Linked DNA regions of Homo sapiens: regions 2 and 3 are each linked to region 1. The links are chromatin loops, found by intact Hi-C in ENCODE. Cell type or tissue: PC-3. All regions are shown on one strand.

Region 1 (8,000 bases):
TCCTCAGTTTTGTGAACTTGTATCTGGACTGCCCAGGCCCATCTTTGAGTGTCCCCACTTCCAGCCACTGAGCAATTCTTCCCTCGCTCTTGAGCATCTGTCCTGGGAAATCAGAGATCCCGAACAGAGGGACCGGCTGGAGCTGCAGCAGAGGAACATAAATTGTGAAGATTTCATGGGCATTTATCAGTTCTCAAAATTAATACTTTTATAATTTCTTACGCATGTCTTTACTGCAATCTTTGAACATAAATTGTGAAGATTTCATTTTAATATGGACATTATCACTTCCCTAATAATACCCTTATAATTTCTTAAGCCTGTCTTACTTTAATCTCTTAATCCTGTTATCTTTGTAAGCTGAGAATGTGCATCACCTCAGGACCACTGTTGTACAAATTGACTGTAAAACACGTGTATTTGAACAATATGAAATCAGTGCACCTTGAAAACGAACAGAATAACAGCAATCTTAGGGAACAAGGGAAGACAACCATAAGGTCTGACTGCCTGCAGGGTCGGGCAGAATAGTGCTATATTTTTCTTCTTGCAGAGAGTCTATAAACAGATGTGCAAGTAGGAGAGATATTGCTAAATTCTTCTCCTAGCAAGGAATATTAAATATTAAGACCCTAGGAAAAGAATTGCATTCCTGGAGGGAGGTCTATAAACGGCCGCTCTGGGAGTGTCTATCTTACGCAGTTGAGATAACAACTGAAATACACCCTGGTCTCCTGCAGTACCCTCAGGCTTATTAGGGCGGGGAAAAGATCCCACCCTGGAAAATTTGAGGTGAGACCAGTTCTCTGCTCTCGAACTCTATTTTCTGTTAAGATGTTTATTAAGACAATATGTGCACAGAGGAACATAGACCCTCATCAGTAATGGTAATTTTGCCCTTGCCTTGTGATCTTGCTTTGCCCTTTGAAGCATGTGATCTTTGTGACCTACTCCCTGTTCATACACCCCCTCCCCTTTTGAAATCCCTAATAAAAACTTGCTGATTTTGTGGCTCAGGGGACATCACAGACCTACCAATATGTGATGTCGCCCCCAGAGGCCCAGCTGTAAAATTCCTCTCTTTGTACTCTTTCTCTTTACTTCTCAGACCGGCTGACACTTAGGGAAAATAGAAAGAACCTACCTTGAAATATTGGGGGCTGGTTCCCCTGATAAGCATCTAAGCCCAGACTCTTGGATGTCCTGCCCAGCCTCATAATGCTTGTTTGTTTCTTTCCTGGGAGACAGAGGTAAAATCTCTGGAGAGCTTTCTTACATTGTGGGATAATAAAATCCCTCAAAGACTATATCTTCCTCAGGGTCTAATCAAGACAGAACAGCCAGTGCTCTCAGTCATCTTAATTAGCCATGATACACAGGCTGGAGTGGCCATTTTGTCTAGTAAATATTGCCAGTGAAAATGGCCTTTGGAGTGGTCTAACAATATTACTTACTGCTAACTGTACATAACCTGTAAGAGAGACTATGTGTTCTCCAGAGATTTGTCAGAGAATATAAAGAACATAATATTGATATTACCATTTCCTAGCATTATCACAGCTAGGTGCAGGATATAATCATTTGAACTCAGAAGCTGAAATATGTGTACAACAACTCACAGATATTTCTCAGTGGATCGTCTGGAGACTCCTAGGGGTTTCTGCAATATTTTCTGCAGACTCATAATGCCAAAAGCATTTTCAAAGTAATGCTAATATATTATTTGTCCTTTTCTGCTCTCATAGTCTTTCAAGTGTATGGTGGCATTTTTCAGAAGCTATGGAAAGGGTATGTAATATTGAAAAGATGGATGCAGGAAAAGGTATGAGAATCCAGCCTATAAAATCAGACACTGAAAGTATTTGCAAAACTGTAAAACATTGTCACTCTTCTCATTAATGTTTTCTTTGGTTTTGGAAATTTTAGTAATTTTCATAAAAATATGTTGCTTATGTTAATAGGTACTTGGTTTACTATTCTTTTCAAATGAATTAGCAAATACACATTTTAATATTTAACAGTTTTTATTTCTAATGTAGTAAATATAGATAGAAATAACCCATATAAATAAATGAAGGCTTACCAAAACTCTTAATCCTTTGTAAGAATTTTAAAAGATCCTTGAAAACAAAAAAAATGAGTGTTGTTAGTCTAAAATAGTTTTTTTTTTGTTTCTCCTCTCTTTCTAAGCTTATTTGGCTCTTTCATTCATAAATACTTGCTACACATAAAATTATTTTATTATTATTATTATTTAACATTTCTGCTTTTTTTGTTTTATTATTAGTTTTCTAAATTTATTACTTTAAATAATAGCATATGAAATTACTTGTCTGCAGATTTAATTTGGGCATATTGAATTATCTTTGTTAGAAACTGTAACAGGCTTTACTCTCTGTGGTTCTTAAACATAGCTATACATTATACTCACCTGGATAGCTTTAGAATATATATCTATGCCTGGACCACACCCCCATATTTTATCATGTAACCTACCAAATACATCAAAGAGTGCCCAATTAAATGCTTATACCTACATTTTTATTAATAGGAAACTTTGATATCAGTGTAGTAGACATTAGTAATCATCAATACTTTTCTTCTCTTTTTCCTGGAAGCACAGACTATTACTTTTCCCAATCCTATTCACAGTTGAATAGCTCGAAATGACTAGATCTGGCAGAAGGGCACAAGGTGAACATGTATAGCTTTTAGATGAACTGCATTAAAATATACGATTCTTACCTAACATACTGTTTGTACTTCTGAGCTAAAATAGAGACACTGTAGTTGGAAAACTTCTCCTAGCAGTAGCCTAAAAGGGTCATCCAACAGAGACTTCTAGTTTGGGCTTGGAAACTACCCAATTAGGACCAAATTTGATTTTTTTCTTTAAACAGACTGGGCATATACTCTGTCCTCCAGACTGGAATGCAGTGGCATGATCATAGCTCACTATAACCTCTAACTCTTGAGCTCAATGATTCTCCCACTTCAGCCTCCAGGGTAGCTGGGACCACAGGTGCACACTAACATGCCCTGCTAATTTTTGTTATTTTTTGCAGAGAGGGATCTTGCTATGTTGCTCAGGCTGCTCTCAAACTCCTGACCTTAAGCAATTCTCCTGCCTCAGCCTCCTAAAGTGCTGAGATACCTGACATCAGCCACTGCACTTGGCCTGATTTCTTCATTTGCATAAACTGACCTGTTTGAGGGTTGGGTCATGAACTTCCTTTATTTAAGTCAGACCTGCTCTTTTTCTCCAGAACATGCTTTCCCTTTACATTGGAGGCTACACATCTCCCTGATCTGTAGACTGTTATTTTTTAGAAAATAAAGTGCCCTTTTGTTTTTCTTCCACAGACCTTAAGATCTTGTGTTAACCCTCAATATATGAAGGACATAGTCTCAACATAACATTTATGGCCAGCATGGTAGCTCATACCTATAATCCCAGAAATTTGGGAGGCTGAAGTGGATGGATCACTTGAGCCCAGGAGCTTGAGACTAGCCTGATTAACGTGAAAAAACGCTGTCTCTACAAAAAATACAAAAATCATTTGTGCATGGTGGTGTGCACCTGTATTACCAGCTACTCAGGAGGCTGAGGTTGGATAATCACCTGAGCTAGGAAGGTCGAGGCTACAGTGAGTCGTGTTCTCGCCACTGCACTCCAGCCTGGGCAACAACAGAGTGAGACCCTATCACAAAAAAATAAATAAATAAAATAAAATAAAATAATTATGAATCATACTACTATTAATTACTACATAAAATTGATACTTCTTTTTAGTTGTTTTGTTTTTGTGCTTTTAATGCTGTTAAGTAAGGATGTACAGTAAGAAGTCTATTCTGTGAAGTCCCATTCCTTGTGTAGTTACTTTACAAATTGATGTATGATTGGGTTTACTTTGTTTCCCTTTGTATTTAATTTCAAGAAATGTTGGTTTTATGCATAATACACTTATGGGATCTTTGGGTCAAAATGATATAGACAGGCATACGAAGATGTTTCATTTCTTTGTTTTCATCCCTGCCCTCTCCACTCTGCCTCTACTTCCATTCCTTATTAGTAAATTTCTCCTGGACCAGCTATCTCACCTGGCAGGTGAGAAGTGACAGCTACCAGCACAGGAGAGGAAGAGTTTACAGAAGCTGTCTGGGTTTCTCAGCTCAAGGGCTCCCTCTTCTGTTATGTCTCCGGCAGTTTATTTAATTAAAGTTAGTGCTTTAGTCCAAATTTCCCTGTCATTTCCTTTTGCTTTCCCAGTTCTCCTGTCCTGATCATTTCATTCTCAAACTTCGCCATAGCAGTTTTCCACTCGTGGTTGTTAGGTCCAGGTCCACGATTATGCCAAATGCCACACCCAGGGTTAGGGTCTAGCCCTAGCTGAGGTCCAAGGGGAGTGGATGGATAGCTGAAAGAACGCTCCAGGGGGGCCGTTTCTCATCAGCGGCTTACTCACACTGGCCCTCTAACACTGTCCACCTTTATCTGGGCTGTCTGCTGCAGCTCTGTGGCTCCTGCCACCCCACACCTGCAGCTGCACATTTGGCTCTCCCTTGCCTTCAGGGTCAGCAGCTTAATTATTTCCCTTTCTGGGCACCAGCACGAGCCATGCTGTGGCTCCCCTATATATCCTTCTGCAAGACAGACAGCTCTGGTTCTCTCTCTCTCTCTTTCTCTGGGTGCCAGCACCATGTCAAGCCATACCTAACAGCCCGTAGTGTCAGCAGGGCAGTTACACCTTCTGCAGACAATAGTGGCTCAGAGCCAAGTTTGAGCTTACACAAACAGGTTATATAACAAGTGGAGTATGCACCTGCACCCTAACCCCGCTGAGTCACACAGGCCTGGATGTCTGCCTAGGCCTAATTCTTGACCAAAGCACATCCATGTCCCTTACAATGGTGCTCTCCCCTCTTGCAGTGCATTCTATTTGCTTGGGTTTCTGAGTTCTGTCACTGCTCATGCTGTGTCTGTATTTCTTTCACTTCTCGGTACGGCAGTCCTTCTGATCCGCTACTGATCTGCTCCACAGTTGTGACTTCCACTCTAATGCTGGGGCTGTGAAGGATCTCCTACCCCTACCTCCCACTTAGGCACTTTTTTTGTTTTTTAATTGGGAATAGGGTGAATTTGTGGGTTTTCTCTGCCTGAAGGTATAGATTGTTTTATTATTTGTATTAGTCCTGTAGAAATATTTAAAACATCTTTTGTTGTGTTTTGTAGAATTTTCAAAGAGAAATGTGAGGAAACTGGAGTAAAAGCTGGACCATGCTCCTCTGGGAACACAGAACGCTCAAGAATTTCTCAGGCATTTGCTATTAGAGTCCTTTCTCTTCTACTCCTTCTGTGTAAATGAAGCAGGGGAAATGGAGAAGCCCAAAAGGAGGCATTGAGAATCAACAGCTAGTGAAAAACCATACATGCTGCTGTGGCAGAGTCAAGCTGAGAAGCCGAAAACACTCTGATTTTTGTTCAAGTGGTTTCTCCTGAGGGACCCAACTAAAGCAAAGTACCCTCAACTCTGTTAAAGTACGGTAAATATCTGCAAAGCAGGAACAAACACGCTGGGCACCTAGATGCTTTTAGGGAGTGATGTGTATTTCTAACATCTGAAACAATGTTTTAAACTCAGCCCTTAATTCAGTGATCTAAATGAACTCACGCAGTTCTCAGGGAATATTTTTATATTTTTTAGAAATATGTACATGCCAAGGTTTCCAATATGTATGTTTTCTCCGTATATATGGGAAGCCATGTGATATTGAAATGGATCCATCACAACTTTAAAAAAGAATTACAGTTCTTACATACACTTTTTAAGGTGTTTGTTGGTTTCTGATATTGGTTTCCCCAATCAGTAAAAAGAAGTACTAGTTCAGCTCTAGCCCAGAAAAGCAGAACATACTGATATGTGTAGTACATCAAAGGAATTATTGTACCAAGTTTTATTTTTGAGGTTTTCAAACACTAAGGTGATTTTACCTCACAATTTATTACAAGAAGAAAAAGCAAGATGAAACTTTTCCAGAAATATTACCAAAGACAAGGTTGAAAGATATTTTTAAAGCAATTTTAGAATCTGTTGTTATTCTGGGTCCTCTGAGAGGCAGATACCAGGACATCATTACACGTGCAAGAGATTTATTAGGGCACTGCCTGTGAGTGTAAATGAGAAGGGAGCCACAGGAAGCAATCAATGCATATTTGATCCATGTGGGAGAGAGAGGGAGGGAAGGGAGGTTGTGTAGAAACATCTTACCCTGCAGTGCGGTTCTAAGAAATTTCATCAAGTATATCACTGAGTCCTTCAGTGAAAATAACCCCCCAGAAACAGTCCTGCTGCAGTCTCCTGCCTACACTCAGCCACTGCCTGGGAGCAGCCTGTTGGAAGTATGATCTTGACATGAACTGGGTGTTGGTGGATTCAGAGTACAGCCTCTGGGACCCTAAGTCAATTACTCTCCCAGCAGTTAGACAGCTCATTTTCACAGCTGCCACTTATTCAAAGTCAAGAAAGCATACTAAGTTACCTATCTCAAAGTTACAGCATATCGTCCTTCTTTTATGCAAAAATCCAAAATTAAATGCAAAAAACACCTACTTAGAGTATGCTTATGTCTACAACAAGACTGAGAGCCACTCCATTCTTCTGTATATTAAAAATGTGCCTTTGGTCTAAGAAGCTAGATATATTGAACTATGCCTAGGAATCAAGTTGGCTATGAAAATCACTAACTTTAGAAAAGGGAAAAGAATGTGAATAAATAATCTGATGACAAAAATTTCATTTTTAAGTGGTATAGTGACTGCCCTGGCTATATAAGAAAAGGGCTTTGAAGGATTGCAGCATTCATGATTTATAGAATTCTTTTTCAGTACTGACCTAATTGACTTGTGCTTTCAGAAAATTCATTAATTAATGATTAATAAAATAACACCTTGAACCACGTGGCAGTCTCAGGGCAAACGGCCTGAGTTTCAGAGTCTCAAGGCAGAAAACTGATGCCATTTCAATATTTCCCACCCTAGGTCAGTGTTCTGTTGTTGTTTCAACCGTGGTGGTCTTGTCCACCACTTAGGTGTCCTTTCAGCCCTGAACTTTAAATATACCTCACCAATCCAGCTCTGGATGACTTGCCTTCCTGCTGCCTATGGCTGCATCTTACGGTGGCTTCTGGTCTCTAACAATACTTTTCTTTGAACATTTTACAGTTTTTCTGTACATTCACAACTATCTGATCTTGTGTTCCACGCTGGCATTCACCAGAACTTACTCCTTTTTGTGTATGTGCAGATGCTGTTATTTAGAGTGGGATTCATCTATTTATAACAACCTCATGTGATGCCCATTTGAAATTTTACTGATTTTACTGAGCTTTACTGAGCTTTACATTATGGGATGATTCTGAGCTCCATTCAATCAAGATAAAGAAAGCATCATGCCAGATGAGAAGGGAAACTCATCTCTTCTTTTTCCAATGCTGAAAGAGTAAGTGTAAGATGGAAGCTCTGTTTCTTGAAAGTTTGTTAAAAATTCATCCCTTAAAATTGTGACTGGGTGAAATGTCATATCTGATTAACTTGGAATTCAGTAGGAAAAATAAGAGCAAAGTAAAAAAATTAATCAAACAAATGGTAAGAAGTGAGAAAGGAAAACAACAAAAAGAATAATAAAGAAATCAGAAAATAAAAGGCAATTAATAAATCAGTCAGTTAATTAGACAACTTAGTAGCTACTATCAGGTCAAAACATAACATAACAACGTAACAAATTACCAAGCACTGATAAAAGCTATGAGAAAATTAAGTAGGTAATGAACTAAGACTGGGCAACTTATTTCCTTAGGATGGTCAAGAAAGTCTCAAAGGAAATAATGCTTAATTTGAAATCTGGATTATCGGAAGGAAAGTGTTCTGGGCTGGCAGGTCTTCATCTAATATTTCAGTGTCTCAGGACATTACAATTTGGTTCCACTTTTATTCCACTTAT
Region 2 (8,000 bases), 190 kb after region 1:
CATGACCAATGGGGTGTCTGAACTCAATAAATGTTTATTATAGTGGACTTTCCTCAATTCTCTTACCTTAAACGTCCCAAACCCCCAAAGAATACATAAACCCATTTCTAAACTTTTCACAAAACAAAAGCTCACAAAGAAATCTTAAATGTAAATGTTTTCCTTTCTTATCGGCTATTTCAAATGAGAATTTTACTGGCAATTTGTCACTTTGCGAAGCAACTACAGGAACTCAGAATAGTTCAGGGTCTATTCAGAAGTTCTTTGTTAGAGAGGCTTTCGGGTGTCAATCTAGTTGGAGGTGGGAGATGGGGAAACAGGAGAAGTTGCATGATCACAACTAGCACGTTGTTCTTGCTTAGAATCCCTGTTTATTTGGGAGGACCCACCACAAATATAAATTAGTAGTACATTACATACAATAATAATAATAATGTTTTTATAAGTTACTTGAAAAGCCAGTAATTTAGAAGAAAATCACAAAGACAGAAGCCTAAATGGAATAAAAATTTATTTTTTCTAAAATGTTTTAACTATCAAAATTAGAAAACTATACCATTTATAATTACTAGAATCTAAATTTTACACAAAAATTATCTGAGTAAAGGTGAATTTTTTTAATTTAAACTATGTCTTACAAAAGATTGTTTAAAAATAAAACCATTCACAGTTCTATTCATTTTCTTGTTGCCAGTGTAAATAATACATGCACTACTGCATAAGCATTGTTTGTATACCTACATATATACAAATTTAAGAGCAATCTGAATTCTTTAATGTTATAAAATGTCCCATAGTTTCCATGTACAATGGATGTAAATAGTGTGCTAGATTGTGAGTAATTATAATTACTTTGGAACACAAAGACAAGCAAAAAAGTAATGAACACAGCATTATTGTGAAGACATAATTATGTATGTAAGAATCATTTGCATTCAGACTGTCTTAGAGAACTAATTTGACAGTTTAATTAATCTGTCTTTTCTCTTAAGCAAGCATTTCTGCCTCTCAAATCATCTTTGCCCTCTAAAACAATGTGTTATTAACATTAGCAGTGGCAAAAGCCATGTATCTTCACTGTACATGTGCCATCATCTTTTATTCCAAGAGCATACACAGAAAAGTATTTCCCTGGGACCTGGACAGGATTATTTACAACAGTTCTGACACATAAACACCTCTTGCCCTAATCTAAGAATATCTGTATATTATAACTTTGTATTAGAATTCTGCCAAAATAATATTCTCTTTTGTTTGTGTCTGTCTCTCACACTGCTGGCCTTCTAGAATTCCTAAACCCTAACTACATAATGCCTGTGGCACTTTCAATCATTTAGGCAAATGTTCTCACAGATTTTCTAAATACAGTCAGGAGGTTATAAAATTCTCATTGGAAAATACTACCTAAAGTTAATCATTAGAATAAGAACTGTAATAATTTAGACACTAATGTTAATGTGGCTTCATTTGAACAAAAGCTGGTGAGACTTAAATTTGGGTTAAAGCTTTAAGAAGGATGGAGTCAGTTATCAAGACTTTTGTAAAACAAAGAAACTGTTGCTAATCAGTGTTATGACATGGTTTCTGTGTTAACCAAGCAAAACTTTATCTTCAGTGGGATTACAAAGTACCAGTAACTCATTAATTATTGCTTACCAGCTTACTTTTACTACTCTGAAAACATGTAGCTCTAAGTAGTCAGGTACACAGAATGTACATGTCTCTCCTTTTTGCATGGAAGATGCGTCACACTAATCAAACATGGAAGATGTGTCACACTATTCAATCCAGGCACACCTTCCTGATAAACATTATGGATCCTCTGTATTCTTCCCAGACCCACATTCTAGGTACCCAAAACTAGATGACCTTGGAAGAACTTGAGATGAAATTTGTTTGCCATTGATTTTGAGATAAAGATGAACAAGCTGTTAATGAGGTAGTAGTGTAAATAAAGGAGATTTTTAAGTTCATTTGTTACATCTCAAAAATCTCTGTAAAAAAATGGTAGTACAGGTCTAGGTATTCTGAAGTCACCACAATAAAAATAAAGGACAACAATAAAGCACCAAGGGCTTTACTCTCTGGCAGGAGATTACAGTTTATCTGGGAGGTATGTATTCAGTTAACAAGCCTATTCTAAAACTCCTTTTCAGAAAGTTTGCTTACATCAAAATTACTGAGATAACATATGCTCCTGTTTCAAGTAAGATGGAGTAAATGCATCCCACTCTATCTTTCCTACTTATTGCAACTATAAAATGTGCACAGAATGCATTATGCAGCCATTTGACAACAGTGAAAAGCAAACAATAGTTGGCAGACTCAGGAAGAAGATGAGTATTTGAAGTACTGCCATATCATAGGTGAGTTTACTTGAGTGTTGGGGGGGTGGGTGGCGGTGTGTGTGTTTCTATTTGGTATACCACCCAATCCCCCCAGGCTTGGAATCCCAGCCTGGATTCAATGTAACCTTAAACTTGGAACTGCATAGTGATGTGGATAGAGAGAGCTCCACAAGGATCCTTCTGATTCTGGCTCTAGTAGCTGCAAATGGGTTTCATAATGCAATGCTGAGGGGTGGAGGATAGGGAATCCCTTGTGTATTTGTTTGTTTTTCTGTTGTCTCCTGTATCAGTCCTCAGGCAATCCTGAAACAATGGGGCTCACAGGACTAAATCTCTGAGAAAAGATAAACTCTTCGGAATAGAGGAGCAGTGGTCCCAAGAGGGTGAGACAAGCTCCTATTTCCTTTTGTTCTCTGTCTTCCTGTTGCTTGGTCTTGAATGAGGGCATACTCATGGGAAGTGTGAAGCTAAAGGAAGATAAATAAAACCTGGCTTTCTGGCCAGAGGACAGATAAGAGAAACCTAAGGGAACCAGAAAGGGCTGGAGAGATCATAGAGAGGAAAGAGCTCAGGAAAGCAACCTCATAAAGTAGTAAGCTGTGCATGTATAGATCTGACACTAAATAGCATATCAAAGACATTAAGATCTAAACTAAAGAATAGATAAGTGCCAAAGTCCCATCTAGCCATTTACTGGTGCACACATGGAACACATAGGAGTAGCACTACAAATGCTTTGAAAACATAACTGACACTGAAACCAAAACTCACAAAAAGCAGGTTAAAATGTATGACCTGAATACAACTGGGTAAATTGTATACTAAAACAAAAATACCAAGCTAAGCACAGTGGCTCATGCATATAATACTAGCACTTTGAGAGGCTGCAAAAGGAGGATCCCTTGAGCCCAGGGGCTTGAGGGCAGCCTGGGCAACAAAGGGAGATCCCATTTCTATGAAAAAATTGAAAAAAAAAAATACATACAAATCACAAAAAAAACAAGTTTCATATCATGTTTAAAATTTCCAAGAAACAAGCCAAGATCACTTAGCATACCCACAGCCAGGAAAATCACGACTCGCATGAAAAAGGCAATTAACAGAAACCAATGTCTAGGTGACAAAATGTTAGAATTATCAGGAAAAAGACTTCAAATTTGCTTTAGAAAAATGCTCTAAGAATGAAGGACTTCAAGGGCCAGGAGCAGTGGCTCATGCCCATAATTCCAGCACTTTGGGAGGCTGAGGGAGGCATATCACTTGAGGTGAGGAGTTTGAGACCAGCCTGGTCAACATAGTGAAACCCCATCTCTACTTAAAAAACAAAAATGAGCCAGGCCTGGTGGTGCATGCCTGTAGTCCCAGCTACTCGGGAGGCTGAGACAGAAGAATCACTTGAACCCAGGAGGTGGAGGTTGCGATGAGCCGAGATCGCACCACTGCACTCCAGCCTGGGGGACAGAGCGATATTCCATCTCTAAATAAATAAATAAATAAATGGAATTAAGGATTTCAAACCCTTGAAATAAATGGATACATTAAAAATATCAGTAATAAATTTTAGATATAAAGAACTAAATGAAAATTTTAAAACAGTAAATACAATAACTGAAATGTAAAAACTCACTGAATGGCCTTGAAGGCAGAATGCAGATTTCAGAGCAAAAAACCTATGAGCTTGAAGACAGATGAATAGAAATTATCCAATCTGAACAACAGAAAAAAAAAAAAGTGAGAATAAAAAGAGATTCAGGAACTTGCAAGATAGTAACAAAACTTTTAACACGCATTGAGGTCTCAGAATGAGAAAAGAAAATACGATGTGCAAAAAATTTTTCTTTTAAATAATGTGCGAATATTTTCTAAGTTTGACAGGAAACAAGAAAAATTTTAAAAAGCTCAGTAACCCCAAACAAGAGAAACCAAAATAATCTATATACAGACACATCACAATCAAACTGCTAAAAACTAAAAAGAAAAAATAATGTTTAAAGTAGCCAAAGAAAATGGACACATTACCTCTGTAGCAGTGATTCTCAACGGGTCTGATTTTGTCTTCTGAAACAACCCAGGGACATCTAGCAAAGTCTAGAGACATGTTTTATTGTGATGGCCGGGGATAGGTGCTACTGACATCTAGTGGGCAGAAGCAATGAATGCCTCTAAGTTTCCTGCATTGTACAAGAAAGCCTCCCACAAGAATTTCTGGCCCCAAATATCAGTGCTGCTAAGGCTGAAAAACCCTGCTTGTAGGAAAACAACTATTCAAATGACTGAGAATTTCTCATCAGAGATTGTAGAAACCAGAGTGAAGTGGAAAAACATTTTTAAAGCACTGAAATAAAAAAGCTATCAGTCCAGAATTCTTTATCCAGTGAAAATATCCATCAAGAATGAAGATGAAATAAAAACATTGCTAAATGAAAGAAAATGAAGAAGTTGTTGCCAACAGACATGCCATAAAATTATATAAAAATATATGTCAAAAGTAGTAATAATAAATTAAATGAAATATTAAAGGTGTTCAAATAACCCAAAGGAAAATAGAAAGGGGAAACAGACAAATGATGAGCAGACAAAACTAAAAAAAAAAACGTAATAGAGTAAAAGAAGCCAGCCTTACCTGGGCACGCCTGTAGTCCTATACTGAGGAGGCTGAGGCAGGAGGATCGCTTGAACCCAGGAGTTCAAGGTTACGATTAGTTAGGATTGTGCTACTGCATTCCATTCTGGGCAACAGAGCAAGACTCTGTCTCTAAAATAAAATAAAAAGAAAGCAAAGTGAAGTAAAATATTGTTTAAGAAAAGAAGCCGGTCTTAAAGATTACATAATAGATGGTTTCATTTATATAATTTTTTTTGGCAATAACAAAACTATAGTGCTAGAGAACCCCTCAGTCATTATCAGAAGTTAAAATTGGAAGGAGGGTGTACTTGGAAAGGTATTGCAAAAGGGAATTTGGAGAGGTGATGAAATTTTTCTCTATTTCAATCGTGGTGTTGGCTACTCAGATCTATATATGTGTTGAAAGCCATAGAACTGAGAGGAGGTACCAGCTGGGCCTCCTGGGTCCTGCAGGGGCTCAGAAAGCTGTGAAACGCACTCATTTCCTACTTCAGGACTTACTTCAGTCCTGGATGAATAATATTGAAGATATATGCTTAAAATATTCCTAACACCAGGATTTGTGCATGTGTTTTCTTCCCCAAGAAAGCTATAAACAGCGAAAATTTTACTGTAAGTTTCCCTGTGTCCTCTCTCCCTCTCTCCCTTTCCCCTCACCGAAACTAAAGTAAAAGAAATGTTAACTACCCGTTTTTCTGTAACCAGCAGACCTTATCTATACTCCCAATTCCAATTCCTTGTAAACATACTTTGTAAGGTCCTGTAAGATCCTGTCTCCTTTGCCATGCCGCTGCAAGGTCAGAAAGTAGATAAAACCTAAGTTGCAATTCCGGTTTTCCTCAAAATCTAAGACATGTCACAAAATAATTTACTGCCTTTGTTTCTCGCTCTGGTAACATCTTCCTGCCACACGTATTTCCTGCCTTAAAGAGTTTAAAAGGCAATCACCCAAAACCAACAGTGGCTACCCATTCAGGACCCCTTCCATGCTGTGGAAGCTTTGTACTTTCACTCTGCTCAATAAAGCCTACAACTTTTTCTTGCACTCTGTCCATGTCTCTATCACTCATCGTGATCAGCTGCCACACCAATTCTTTGGCATGGCCAGGCAAGAATCTTAGGCATTACAGAACTATACACAAAAAAGAGTCAATTTCATTATAACATAGTCTATAAAAATAAAGATCTTTGAAGAGAATATAGTCTTTGTAGGTAGTAGAGTATTGAAAGCACAATTTTAGACTAAGGATTTTTTTTCCAAATCGGTAAATCAGTTCACAAAAAATAAAAGATAACCATTGCAAATGGCTCCAGGGCTTAAATATTTTTCCAGCTGTTAATATAAACAATAATATAATACCAAATGATAATGCAAAAATTGAAATAATATTCAGATACAAAGGCAAGCATTTTTGTACCTTTCTCATACATTTACATGTGGGTTGGATTTACACATTATATAAAAAATTCAAGAGTATTTTTGTATATTTATTGGCCTCTTCAAATTCAAAACTTTTTAAAGCACTATTGTCAAGTGAGAGAACAATATGGCAGAATAAAGAAACCATCATGTGGGCATTCAAACTCTTTCTTCCCAGCTTTATTGAGGTGTAACTGGCAAAATAAATGTATTTATGTAAGGTGTATAAGGTATATTATGTGATTATTAGAAATACATATATATGTGTATGTGTATACATACATATATATATATATATATAGTGAAATGATTACCACAGTAAAGCTAATTAGCACATCCCTCATCTTTCACAGTTACATTTATTTATTTATTTGGTGGTAAAAATACTTCAGATCTAATCTCTTAGCAAACTCTTTGAAGCTGTAATTCCACTCTCAAGAATACTTCATATGGGAATAATTTACAGAAGTATAACAAAAAAGTAAAAGTATTTCATTTGCAAATCACTTATAATAGTAGAACTGTAAATACATAAAAGGAAGGAAGGAGAAAAAGAAGGAAGAAAGAAAAAAACAGAAAAGAAAGAATGAATGAAGAAAATTAGGTGAGGCATGGTGGCTCACACCTGTAATCCCAGCACTTTGGGAGGCCAAGGTGGGCAGATCATGATGTCAAGAGATCGAGACCATCCTGGCCAACATGGTGAAACCCCGTCTCTACTAAAAATACAAAATTAGCCAGGCATGGTGGCGGGCGCCTGTAGTCCAAGCTACTCAGGAGGCTGAGGCAGGAGAATTACTTGAACCAGGGAGACAGAGGTTGCAGTGAGCCGAGATCGCGCCACTGCACTCCAGCCTGGTGACAGAGCAAGACTCCGTCTTAAAAAAGAAAGAAAATTAGACAGTCAAATATATGCTCAGTAAAAAACATTTGCTAAACTATATCAAAAAATACGACATAAGCATGAATAATTATGTACTCTTTCAAGATATAGTAGAGCTGCTTATAATATGGCTTCAAAATTAGAAATATGATTTCAAAATCAGAAATGGTGTGGAAATAATGACTACAACTATCAAATGCATAGGCATGTGGATTAGAAATCAACTTTCATCTGTGAGTGAAAATTAATGTCATCAGGATAGCAAAGTTATGAAAGGGTTTCTCTCTGTTTTGCAGTAGTCTTCAATTTGCTATATTTCTTTCCTCAATCATAAAAGAAAGTGCTTCCATTTAGAATATATATAGGTGAATAATTTATAAACCTGCACACAGGAGGTTATTCTCTACTAAGATAATTATGATCACTATAGCAGTTTACCTTTAAATAAATCTTTAACAAAGAGTGTCTTAGGAGACCCACAGACAAGACAGAAATTTTTAGTAAAAAAGTAAATAGATTTAAATAATGCAATTTATTATATACAAAATTGACTTAAAGAAATATTTGCCCATGATAATATATATGCGATAGCACATCTGACAGCAAAATAAAGCCATGAAACACTAAGTAGCCTAAATGAATGAATGGATAAAACACAATTTTAGCTACTTTTATTCGAGCTCTATCTCAACATACTATAAATTAAGAGAAAGAATGAAGAAA
Region 3 (8,000 bases), 430 kb before region 1:
ACTTAAGAAGCATTAAATTAACACTAGTATTATTTCCCTTCTTTTTAAAAAAATAGTTTTTTACTAGATTGTGTAGACTATGTATAAATAAATATATGTGTATACAAACATCCACGCAAACATACATGTAGGTAACTTTCTGTATGTAGTTTAATTTAGAGCTTTTTGTATCATTACTTAATGGCTTTCTAAAGTATTTTCAAATCCCTTGAATCTCAGAAGAGTAAAGAAGATAATAGGTGGTGTGTTCACAGCAAGTATATTAAATTAAAACAAATTATTATTTTTAAGTCAAAAACAGTTGTCAGCATTTTTGCACAGTTCAACCTAGTTGCTCACATTATAATTAGGGAAGGTTATAGAGAAAGAAGCTGTATTGGTTTCGAAGGATGGATAAGATCAAGATACACAACAGTTGAAAGGAAATACAGGTCAAAAGTATTCTTTGTTCACAGCAGAAACATTTGAAATAAAATAAGCCAATTGCCGTTTGCTTGGTATTTCCCAAGAAAGAGGCAAAAATACACCCTCATTGCTCATCGAGTATATTCAAACTTTATAACAGGAAATGACCTGATACTTATCAGTAACTGCTTTAATTACTTTTATTCATTCTGGTTCACTTGTGAGCAACTCTCAGGATACTTGATAGGACAGTATAAAGTCAACGAATTATTGTTCTTCACAAATAATCTTTTTATTCTCTGGACAGTCATTTTACAAAGGAAGACCCATATGAGTACAGTGCTTAATTCCAATCAAGTTGTCCACTTTAATTTGGGAGGTGTAAGGTGTGCTCAAGCACTGATGTAGGGTTATTCACCATGCCTCTTATGTCTCCAGTAGAATTATATGGTGCATAATTTAAATCCCATGATGCAAATGACAACAAGCCTTATATCCAGGTCTGATGTTTAAAGCTAATGAGGAAGTCTACTATACAAGGGAGAATTTCCATGCTAAGAATATGTTGTGACAGAGTACATGTAACATAGACTTTGGACTAGAATCTTTCAGAGTGAAAACTGCTCTCTTGTATATTAACTTGGACATTTAACCCCTTGCCTTGGTTTCCTCATCTATAAAATACACGTATACAGATATTTGATATAAAGCTGAATGAGTTTATTGGAACCCCCAATTAAGATAATATTCATAAATATTCTTTATAAGTGGTAAAGCACATTGACATATAAGCTTCATTTGGTAAATGTCATGCATGTCCGAGTGAAGAGACCACCAAACAGGCTTTGTGTGAGCAACAAGGCTGTTTATTTCACCTAGGTGCAGGTGGGCGGAGTCCGAAAAGAGAGTCAGCAAAGGGTGGTGGGATTATCATTAGTTCTTATAAGTTTTGGGATAGGCGGTGGAAGTAGGAGCAATGTTTTGCAGGCAGGGGGTGGGTTTCACCAAGTACATTCTCAAGGGTGGGGAGAATTACAAAGAACCTTCTTAAGAGTGGGGGAGATTACAAAGAACATTCTTAAGGGTGGGGGAGATTACAAAGTACATTGATCAGTTAGGGTGGGGCAGAAACAAATCACAATTGTGGAATGTCATCAGTTAACGCTATTTTCACTTCTTTTGTGGATCTTCAGTTGCTTCAGGCCATCTGGATGTATAGGTGCATGTCACAGGGGATATGATGGCTTAGCTTGGGCTCAGAGGCATGACAGTAAACAGATATTAAGTAGTTACTAGGTACCAGGCAGTATGTCTAAACCTGAAGACACAAGAGTAAATCATGATCCCTTGGCAAGCCATCATGGCTCAGGCATGTAATGTGGCACTTGGGAAGGCTGAGGCGGGTGAATCGCTTGAACTCAGGAGTTAGAGACCAGCTTGGGCAACATGGTAAAACCCTGTCTCTACAGAAAATACAAAAAGTAGCTGGGGCATGGTGGCTCATGCCTGTACTCCTAACTACTTGTGGGCTGAGGTGAGAGGATGGCTTCAGCCTGGGAGGCAGAGGTTGCAGTGAGCAGAGATCACACCACTGCACTCCAGCCTGGGTGACAGAGTGAGACCCTGTCTCAAAAAAAAAAAAAAAAAAAAAAAAAAAAAAAATCATGATACCTGCACTCAGAATTCTTAGTCTAGAATAGAATTCAGTAAAAGGTAATTTCAATTTAATATGGGAAGGTCTATTTTAAGAATTAACATTTTGTTACACAACTAGTGAAGGGTAGAGCTGGGAAATAACTTCTAATTCATTTAACTTTAGAGCCCTTGTTTCAACCACTGCACTAATTTGCAGTAATAGTGATGCTGCTAGCATGCTAGGAAAGCATCAGATGTAAAAACTCACCCGTAAAAACTCACCCAGTCTTGCCGTTAAAGAGGTTATAGAACATATTTGCTGGAAAACATAAAAATGAGTTTCTCATCTAAAGAAAAGAGAGAAATAATTGCAAACAGAGAAAAGAGAGCTAAGAAAAGCAAAGAAAGCTAGAAAAAGGAAGATGTACTCTGAAAACATCAGTAAGGTTTCTGATGCTAGAGGGTTAGTTGCCAGTTGCTACTATAACAGATTACCTCACATGTAGTGTCTTAAAACAACACTATCACAACACTTAAAACTTATTATCACACAGTTCTGTAGATCAAAATCTGGATGTAGCATAGATTAAAAGGGTGCACAGTTCAGAATTTTACAATGCCAAAACCAAGGAATCAGTAGTCTGCAATCCTTTCTGGAAGCTCTGGGGATAAATCTGCTTCTAACCTCATATAGGCTATTAGTCAAATTCAGTTCCCTGCTGTTGGAAGGTTCCTGTTTCCTACCTGGTTGTCAGCCAGGGAGCCAGTCTTTGCCTCTAGAGGATGCACACATTCTTTCTCATGCTTTTCATTTGACTCACAGTCTCCAGCCCTTCTTAGCAATGGTGGATCAAGCCACCTTCCTGTCTGCCCAGGGCAAAGAGCTAGTGCACCCCCAGCCTCGCTTCACACCGCCCCCCCCCGCCCCAGGAGAGATTTCAGCACATCTCACCCGAGCTCTCCCTAGCACCCCTGTCAGGACAGGTGCTTCCACTCTTCACTGGGGTATCCAAGGGTGTGCCAGCTCTTACTCACAAGTGCCATCTACTGGAAAGAAGATTGAACTGCAGAACCAAATTTAAAAACCTGCCAACAGAAGGGAATAGAACTCGGAAACAAGATAATCAGTCTTCCTGAGACCTCTGTACTCCCAGCGCCACAGAAGATAGCGCGCCTGAGCATATGTCCACTACATTACTACTATAATCGGCATCTGAGAAAGCCACCACTCAACAGAAAAGCTATCTATAACCAAGGAAGTATATACAGTGCTTTTGCCTGCTGAAAGCACCCAGAACCAAAGCTAAATGATCATATACAACATAGGTTACAGTCACCTTCAAGGAGGAAAATAAAAAACTACCATCCAAATGAGAGTAAATTGGCTGGGTGTGGTGGCTTACATGTGTAATCCTAGCACTCTGGGAGGCTGAGGAGGACAAATTGCTTTAGCCCAGGAGTTGAAGACCAGACTGGGCAACAGGACAAAACCCTGTCTCTACAAAAAATACAAAAATTAGATGATGGTGGTGGCACATGCCTGTGGTCCCAGCTACTTGGGAGGGTGAGGTGGGAGGGTCACTTGGGCCCAAGAGGTCGAGGCTGTGGTGAGCCACGGTCATGCCACGATCGTGCTACTGCACTCCAGCCTGCGTGACAGAGCAAGACCCTGTCTCAAACATAAAATAAAAGAAAAACAAATGGGAGTAAATTGAAAAATAAGAAGTAACAGCTTCTTCAGATGAGAAGGAATCAATACAAAAAAACAAAAACAAAACAGATTTCCACACCCCTAAAAAGCACACTAGCTCTCTAGCAATGTACCCTAACCAAAAGGAAAATTCTGAAATGACAGATAAATAATTCAAAATATGGATTATAAGAAAGCTCAATGAGATCCAAGAGAAAACTGAAAACACAAAATTGAAAATACAAGCCATGCAAAGAAAACCCAAAAGAAAGCAGGTATACTTATATCAGATAAAACAGATTGTAAGTCAATTAAAAATTACAGTAAAAAATGACAAAGATTATTACATAATGATGAAGAAATCAATTCAAGAAGTTGTGACAATTCTAGATGTGTATGCACTCAACACCAGAGCACTCAGATTCATAAAACAAATACTAATAGACCTAAGAAAAGATGTATAAGACGATACAGTAATTGTGGGATATTTCAATACTGCACTGACAGCACTAGACAGATCACTGAGGCAGAAAATTAACAAAAGAACCCCAGATTTAAGTTGTATTCCAGAATAAATAGACCTAACAGACATTCACAGAACATCCTGCCCTGCAACTACAGAATACACGTTTTTCTCATCTGTACATGAAACATTCTTAAAATTTTCCCATATATTAGGCCACAAGGCAAGTCTCAATAAATTTTTAAAAAGTCAAAATTATATCAGGCATGTTCTCAGGACACAACGGAATAAAAAAAAATCAATACTAAGATTAACTCTCAAAACTATATAAATACACAGAAATTAAATAACTTACCCTGAATAATCTTTAAATAAACAGTGAAATCAAGGTAGAAATTAAAAATTGTTAAAATAAATGAAAATAAACACATGGCATACCAAAATCTCTGGGAAACAGCAAAGGCAGTGCTAAGAGGAAGATATATTTTAAAAACATAGAAAAATCTCAAATTAACCTTACTTTGCACTTTAAGGAACTAGAAAAAGAAAAACAAACAAAACCCAAAGCTAGCAGAAGAAAAATTATAACAAAGATCAAAGCTGAACTAAATGAAACTGGGACCAAAAACAATACTAAGAATCAATAAAATAAAAAGATGGTTTTTTGAAAAGATAAAAATGACAGACTACTAGCTAGATTAACCAAGAAAAAAAAGAGATTCAAATAAGCACAAGCAGAAAGAATAAGAGTGACATTATGACTAATACCACAGAAATACAAAAGATTATTATATACCACTACGAGCATATTTACCTACACGAACTAGGAAACCTAGAAGAATGGATAAATTCTTGAAAACATACAACCTCCCAAAATTTAACAAGGAAGAAGTAGAAATCTTGAACAGACCAATAGCAAGTAATGAAACTGAATCAGTAATAAAACATTTCCTGACACTAAAAATCCCAGGACCAAATGGACTTATAGCTGAATGCTTCCAGACATGCAAAGAACTATATCATTATCACTGAAACTTTTCCAAAAAAGATCAAGGAGGAAGGAATCCTCTCTAGCTCATTCTAAGAAGGAGTATTACTCTGATTCCAAAGCCAGGTAAGGATACAACAACAAAAAGAAGAAAACTACAGGACAGTATTTTTGATGAACAGAGATGCAAAAACCCTCAACAAAATACTAGCAAACTGAATGCAGCATCACATCACAAAGATAATGCACTATGATTAAGTGGGTTTTATTCCTGGGGTGCAGGGATGTTTCAACACATGAGAATCAATAAATGTGATTCACCAGGTAAACAGAATTAAAAGTAAAAACATTATAATCATCTCAATAGATGTGGAAAAAGCATTTGATAACATACAACATTCCTTCCTAATAAAAACCCTCAATAAACAACCATCCAAAGATCATAACTCAAAATAAGAAAAGCCATATATGACAAACCCTTAGCCAACATCATTTTCAGTGAGGAATAGTTTAAAGCAGCAACTCCCAACCTTTTTGGAACTGGGGACAGATTTCATGAAAGACAATTTTTCTACCGACTGTGCAGAGAGTGGGGAATGGTTTTGGGATAAAACTGTTCCAGCTCAGATCATCAGGCAGTAGTTAGATTCTCATAAGGAGTGCACAAACTAGATCCCTCTCATGTGCAATTTACAACAGGATTCACGCTCCTATGAGAATCTAATGCCAATACTGATCTGACAAGAGGCTGAGCTCAGGAGGTAATGCTTGCTTGCCCACTGCTCATCTCCTGCTGTGTGGCTGGGTTCCTAATCGGCCATGGACCACTACTGTTTGGCAGCCAGGTGTTTGGGACCGCTAAGTGCCAAAGGATTAAAGGATTCCCCGTAAGTCCTGGAACAAAACAAAGATGACCATTTTTATTACCCCTACTCAATTTAGAACTGGAAGTCCTAAATAGAGCAATAAGGCAAGAAAAATAAATAAAAAGCTTCCACATTGGAAAAGAGGAAGTCAAATTATCTGTTTGCCGATAATATGATGCAATACCTAGAAAACACTAAATACTCCTACAAAAAGATGCCTAGACTTGATGTAAAGTTTCAGCGTACAAAATCAAGGTACAAGAAATCAGTAACATTTCTGTGTACCAATAACAATCTAGCTGAGAACCAAACCCAGAATTCAATATCATTTATAATGTCTATAAAAAATGAAATACCTAAGAGTACTTTTAACCAAGGAAGTAAAATACCTCTGCCAGGAGAAATAGAAGACACTAATGAAAGGAATTGTAAGTGACACAAATGGAAAAACGTCTGATGCTCATGGATTGGAAGAATTGATATAATTAAAATGACCATACTGCCCAAAGCAATCTACAGATTCAATGAAATGTGTAACAAATTACCAATGTCATTTTTCAAAGAATTAGAAAATCCAATTCTGAAATTCATATGGAATCAAAAAAGAGCCTGAATAGCCAATGCAATTACAAGCAAAAAGTACAAAGCTAGAGACATCATGTTACCTGACTTCAAATTATACTACAGAACTATAGTAGCCAAAACTGCATGATATTGTTATAAGAATAGATACATAAATCAAAGAAGTAGAATAGATAACCCAGAAATAAAGCCACATACCCACAACCAACTGATATTTGACAAAGTGACTGAAAAGATACAATGGGGACAGAACACCCTGTTCAATAAATGGTGTTGGAAAAAAAATGTATAGCCATATGCAAAAGAATAAAACTGGACCCACATCTCTCACCATACATAAAAATTAAATCAAAATGAATTAAAAACTTAAATGTAAGACCTGAAACTATACAAATCCTAAAGAAAAACCTAGGAGAAATTTTTCTGGATATTGGCCTAGGCAGAGAATTTATGACCAAGTCCTCAAAATCACATGCAACAAAAACAAAAATGGACAAATTAGACTTAATTAAGTTAAAGAGCTTCTGCACAGCAAAAGAAACAATCATCAGAGTAAACAGACAACCTACAGAATGGGAAAATATATATGTAAACTATGCATTTGACCAAGGGCTAATATCCAGAATCTACAAGGAATTCAAACAACCCAAGAAAAAAAAGCAAATATCCCCATTAAAAAATAGACAAAAGACATGAACAGACATTTTTCAAAAGGAGATATACAAGCAGCCAGCAAACATAAATAATGCCCATCATTAGTAATCACCAGATAAATGCAAATTAAAACCACCATCATACACCAGTCAGAATGGCTATTATTAAAAAGTCAAAAAATGACAGATGTTGGCTAGGATGTGGAGAAAAGGAAATGCTTATACATTGTTGATAAGAAGGTAAATTTGTATAACCTTTATGAAAAACAGTATGAAGATTTCTCAAAGAACTGAAAATAGAACTACCATTTGACCCAGCAATCCCACTACTAGGTATATACCAAAATGGAAAGAAACCATTATACCAAAAATATATCTACTCTTGTTTATCACAGTGCTTTTCACAGTAATAGAGCCATAGCATCAGCATAAGTGTCCATCAACAGATGATTGCATAAAGAACATGTGGTATATCTGTAAACTACAGAATACTACCCAGCCATAAAAATAATGGAATCATGTCTTTTGCAGCAACATGGATGGAACTGAAGGCCATTGAGGCCATTATCCTAAGTGAAATAACTCAGAAACACGTGTTCTCATTTACAAGTGGGAACTAAACAACAGGTACACGTAGACATACAGAGTGGAATAATAAACACTGGAGATTCCAAAAGGTGGGAGGGCGGGAGGGGCTTGAGGGCTGGAAAATTACCCA

What was found. Peaks named below come from ENCODE experiments on the same cell type or tissue, not always from the same donor. Only the 100,000 strongest peaks of a DNase experiment are listed, where the experiment ranks them.
Region 2: it touches region 1 in a loop (4-fold over the local background); 5 of 110 quality-filtered maps call a loop at or near these places.
Region 3: it touches region 1 in a loop (6-fold over the local background); 9 of 110 quality-filtered maps call a loop at or near these places.

The regions. Positions count from the first base shown.
Region 1 is chr11:23,109,978-23,117,977 of GRCh38, reverse strand. All of the region lies in intron 4 of LINC02718 (long intergenic non-protein coding RNA 2718), which reads right to left. Among named protein-coding and RNA genes, the nearest start is that of CCDC179, 250 kb to the right of the region's middle. In PC-3, a CTCF peak has its summit at 4,183 (motif pointing left); DNase peaks (open chromatin) are centred at 4,187 and 4,807; H3K4me3 peaks cover 401 bases; H3K27ac peaks cover 455 bases.
Region 2 is chr11:22,917,621-22,925,620 of GRCh38, reverse strand. LINC02718 (long intergenic non-protein coding RNA 2718) reads right to left here. Exons shown (of 11, transcript NR_187210.1): 4 at 4,972-5,103. LOC124902646 (a long non-coding RNA gene) reads right to left here and starts at 4,784. Exons shown (of 2, transcript XR_007062623.1): 1 at 4,368-4,784. RefSeq lists an enhancer at 2,458-2,969. In PC-3, a CTCF peak has its summit at 4,493 (motif pointing left); a DNase peak (open chromatin) is centred at 4,470.
Region 3 is chr11:23,535,324-23,543,323 of GRCh38, reverse strand. No RefSeq gene overlaps it. Among named protein-coding and RNA genes, the nearest start is that of MIR8054, 120 kb to the right of the region's middle. In PC-3, a CTCF peak has its summit at 3,112 (motif pointing left); a DNase peak (open chromatin) is centred at 2,933; H3K4me3 peaks cover 274 bases.